2 separate regions of the Homo sapiens genome follow, and region 1 is linked to region 2. The links are chromatin loops, found by intact Hi-C in ENCODE. Cell type or tissue: GM12878. All regions are shown on one strand. Region 1 overlaps LAMB4 (laminin subunit beta 4). Region 2 has its middle 3.8 kb from the start of NRCAM.

Region 1 (2,500 bases), 350 kb before region 2:
TACTCAGAGGACTCTGAAGGAGCTCTTTTGCAAAGCTTCTGGGAAGCGGGGGCTGATCATTATAACCTTCTGTGCTGGAAATTGCCTACAACAGCATAGGTGCTCAGCTGGTGGCACTCAGTGCACGTTGCTTGTATGTCCTAGCCATGGCTCACAAGGCCCAACATGATCTGGCCAGGGCCACCTCTTTGCCTTTATGTCTACTTGGCTTTTCACTCTCTTGACTCTGGCTACACATGCTTCTTGCTATTTTTTAAGCACTTAGAGTCAGAAGAGTTCAAGTTGTTCTTCCTCCCAGCTAGTCTTATCTCTTGCTCCTTCCCTTATTTCAGGTTTCTGTTAGAATGCCTTCATTTCAAAGAGCCTTTCCCTGACTACCCTATTAAAATGCCACCATCTTTTCACCCCCATGGCCCTCTGCCACTCTCTATTTTTTGTCCTGCTTTATATATTTCCTAAGCCCTTATCACTACTTGAGGCTATATTATACAGTTGTTGGTTTATTGTCTGTCTCTATAATAAGAATAAAAACTGAATGGGGCAAGGACCTGGTTTTATTTATTGCTGTATCTCCATTACCTAGAATAGTGTGTGGTACATAGTAGATGTTCAGTAAAATTTATTAAATGCAGGATGATTTTAATGATTATTTCAGCTACAGTCAAAACAAATCAACCCTTCGAGAGATTCATATAATCAGTGTATCTTAGCATCACTGGTCACTATAGGCCTTATTGTTGAAGAAAGCCAAAATGCCTTTTGAAAATTAAGGCAAAATGGATCTAAATAAATTTTGCATAGGGGTAGGCCCATCCCAGTGACCAGTAGAAGCTTTGTGATTCTATCAAAAGTGATGGTCTTCAAATAATTTCCAATAATACTATGGAAATTACTTGAGAAAATGTTTAACTTCAGGGCTTGTGGACCATTTTTTGGTTAACATTTTAGAAGTATAATCTTTGATGAGGTTGGCTTCAGAGGATGCTAAGTTGTGGCCACTAAATGTGAGTTCCATCTTGGATAATTTAATAGGTCAATGTTGACTGGAAGCTTCTGAACAAAATGTTTTGCTTGGTAGCTCTTTCTTAGATAACAGATGGGAAAAAATCATCCTCCATGCTGCGTGAATGTTTGTCTAGACCAGTGGTCGTAGCCCCTTCTATAATACACTTTGTCAGCCTGAAATATTTTGAGGTTTTTTCCAGCTCTAAGCTTTCTAAGATTTCTGTCATTCTCTAGACAAAAGAAGCCTCCACAGTTGGAGTTACTTCTATTTTTGGTGGTATAACTTTGAGATATAAGAACACCAATTTCTAATTATCATCAGAGTATGTTGGCTCAGGCAACAGTAAGCAAATGCCAGTGGGAGAACAAGATGGCTGGCGCTCATATTGGAAAGTGGCGGTGGCTCATGCCTGTAATTCCAGCATTTGGGAGGCTGAGGCAGACGGATCACTTTAACCCAAGAGTTGGAGACCAGCTTGGGCAACATAGTGGGACTGGTCTCTATAAAAATACCAAAAATTAACAGGGCATGGTGGTGCTTGCCTACTCCACCAGTAGGTGGAGTAGCCTCCCCTACTTGGGAAGCTGAGGTGGGAAGATCACCTGAGCCTGGGAGGTTGGGGCTGCAGTGAGCTGTGATCATGCTACTGCATGCCAGCCTGGGTGACAGAGCGAGACCCTATCTAAAAAATAGAGTTGAGAACCAATTCTTTGTCCAGAGCACCTGGACTTAGTAGTCACCTGGCCTAGAGTTGAGCAGAACTTCCACCATGTAATTTCCTTGCACATGCAGAGAATTTGCTTTCTTACACAAGTACTTCCCAAACTTAGAACAGTGATATGCACCCAAGTATTGTCTCCACTTATTTATAATAGTCACCTTTTACTAGAAACCAATTTGAATACAAAGCATTTCCCAGAGACTTAAGCAGTTGCTTTAAATGAACAATACATGGAAAAGCCTGGACCACTAACATTAGGCTTATGTCCAACTTCCTTCCTGCACATCCTCTCATTTATGGGGTGGACGTGATTACCTCAGGGTTTTTGGTAGGGACGATACTCAGATGACCTTGGATGCTTGTTCTGTTCCCAGTACATGGAGAGGAAAAGAAACCTGAAAAGCCACTTATCCTTTTATAAAACTGATCTTTAAGGGGAAAAGGCACAAAACTATGTTCACATTGGGAATTTATGATTTTTAGACAGTATAACTTCCAAGTAGTATTATGTTGGTGTACAATCAATTCAAAGTTCTACACCTCTTCCATCTCAAGGCAGAGCAATGAGGACTCATGTTCAGCATAATGGCAGCAGGCCCTGATGAATCTTCAAACTTCATTAAATGAGTCAATTAGGTTTCCTCTATGGGAGTGGCAAAGGTAGCCAAGTAGACTAGTAAATTTTATAGCAATTCCTTACAAAGACTAACCAAAAAGACTTTTATGTCTCATTCTGAAGGTAACAGGAAATGGAAATTAAGCAAATCTTCCTT
Region 2 (2,500 bases):
CTGTAATGTAAATACATGCTTGAATAAAAAGTACAAAGCCAGAAGAGAAAAAGCTCTGGAGAAGATAGGAACCACAGTGATAGTACAAAACAAAAACTAAAATTAAGTAATTTGGGGCTGGGTACGGTGGCTCATGCCTGTAATCTCAGCACTTTGGGAGGCTGAGGTGGGTGGATCACCTGAGGTCAGAGTTCGAGACCAGCCTGGCCAACATGGTGAAACCCTGTCTCTACTAAAAATACAAGAGTTAGCCACACGTGGTGGTGTGTGCCTGTAATCCCAGCTACTGGGGAGGCTGAGGCAGGAGAATCACTTGAACCCAGGAGGCAGAGGTTGCAGTGAACCGAGATCACACCACTACACTTCAGCCTGGGCGGCAGAGTGAGACTCCGTCTCAAAAAACAGAAAGTAATTTTGATACTACATAATAATTGTAATAATATAAAATTATTATATAGTTCTGATTTCCAGCTTATTACTTCAACTGCACTGCAGCTCTACATTGCTGGGGATTCATCTCCTGAGGGAATGAGCAACAGGAAGAACAAACTGAGGCTTCAAGAGGAGCTGAAATGAAGGGAGTATGGGAGGTGGGGATAGAAAAATGTTCTACAATTAGAAAGATGGCGGTGTGGGCAAATAGACTTTCTAATGCAGTCTGTTTGATCTGCTTGGTGATGCATGAGGCAGTCTGATTTGGCTGCACTTTGCTGGTGATACCCACAACTTGCCTCCTTACCCTAACTGCTGCTATCCCTTTCCCATCCCTAAGCCTTATCCTCTCCCTATTACCAAGCCTCACTCCATCTTCAAACCCAGCTGAGGACTGGGAATAAGGTCTGTGTCCTCATCATGTGATAATAATAGAATCATTATTATTATTTTCATTTATTAACTCATTTATTCTGACAAAAATTCCATTCAGTAGGCACTATTATCATTCCCCTTTTAGAAAATAAGGCAAAAAAAAGTTAAGTAACTTGCAGAGGTCACACAGTTTATCTGCAGAGATGGGATTCAAGCCCCGCATTATAACTCCAAAGTTAAGTCTTAACCAGTCATTGTGCCATGCTGTCTATCAATGACAACACACCAAAAGTTTCATTGTTTTCATAGACACATCAGAATGTCACTGTGTTAAAACAGCTACATCAGAAAGTCATGGAGCCCCCCAGTGGTACCTGCAGTGAATATGTTTTAGCCTTTCTCTTTTCCTCTACTTCTGCAGTCCTGTCTCTTTTTCTCAGAGTTCTCCCTCCCCTCTTTTCCTCTTCCACTTTTTTTTTTTTTAACGCCTTGCCTTATTTTCCATCTCAATTTTCTTAATCCACATCCATGCTGCAGGCCTCCCAGGGGAGGCAGTACCATTGGTCCTGTCCTCAAATCTAATGTTAAATTCAGCAAAACCTAACATGGACCCAGCAATGCTAGTAATGAGCCTGTTGCCTTGCTATAAAATGAAAGAATTGGACTAAGTGAGCACAGAAATTCTTTTTCAGCTGTGTCATTTTTTTTGATTCTGGTGGTAACCAAGAGCATTTTTTTCGGCTCCTCTAGTAAAACACAGATAAAACCTGGCTGAATTCTGGTAAGAATGACTGAAGCACTAAAAAAAAAAAAAAAGAAAGAAAAGAAAAAAAAAGTTCCTGTCATAATATAACAGGTTTTTTGCTAGAAGAATGGCTTATACCAGTGTCATCATTATCTTAATATAATAGGTTAGGCTGGGCAACGTGCATTAGATTTCTGACAGGCATGTGAGAAATGTAGGTATTTTTGTTTGTTTGTTTTTTGAGACAGCGTCCCACTCTGTCCCCCAGGCTTAAGTGCAGTGGCGTGATCTCGGCTCACTGCAACCTCCGCCTTCTGGGTTTAAGTGATCCTCCTGTCTCAGCTTCCCGAGTAGCTGCAAATGTAGTAATTTTTAAAGCCTTTCTGTTTGAAAGGGTATTATAACCCAATATTGTCCAAAAGCATAGTTGTTATAATGGGAGGCTTTCTAAACTGGTTCCCAGTGACATTCTCCTCCTGGTATTCTTCCTTATGTGAAATCTCCTCCCCTTGAGACCAGACCTACTGACTCCATTCTAACTATCAGAATATGGCAAATGTAGTGGGATGTCACTTCTTCTATTGGATTACAAATCACTCTGGTTTCTGTCTTGCTGTCTTGCTCTTTTGCTTGCTTGCCTGCTGCCCTGTTGTAAGCTGCCATATGGAGAGGAGAGGTTCTCATGACAAGGAACTGAGGAGATCCTGTGGCCAACAGCCTGTGAGGAACTGAGGTTCTCAGTCCATCAGCCCAAAAGCATCTGAATCTTGCCACAGCTATGTGAATGAACTCGAAAGCAGATATGGTGCTGGATAAAGTAGCAACTGTAGGACAGACGAGACATCGGTATGACTTGACCAAAGTTAACCTCAGCAGCTCTTAGCTCCATACCCCAGGGTCACACTGAGCTCCTAGAGCCAGGCCTGGGTTCACCCTTCACTGTACTCT

Evidence for each region. Peaks named below come from ENCODE experiments on the same cell type or tissue, not always from the same donor. Only the 100,000 strongest peaks of a DNase experiment are listed, where the experiment ranks them.
Region 1: it touches region 2 in a loop (3.0-fold over the local background); 2 of 110 quality-filtered maps call a loop at or near these places.

Annotation. Positions count from the first base shown.
Region 1 is chr7:108,112,748-108,115,247 of GRCh38, forward strand. The region is part of intron 3 of LAMB4 (laminin subunit beta 4); the gene reads right to left. Among named protein-coding and RNA genes, the nearest start is that of LAMB4, 16 kb to the right of the region's middle. In GM12878, a CTCF peak has its summit at 1,553 (motif pointing right); no DNase peak of the experiment used is centred here.
Region 2 is chr7:108,458,986-108,461,485 of GRCh38, forward strand. No RefSeq gene overlaps it. Among named protein-coding and RNA genes, the nearest start is that of NRCAM, 3.8 kb to the left of the region's middle. In GM12878, a CTCF peak has its summit at 1,170 (motif pointing left); a DNase peak (open chromatin) is centred at 1,154.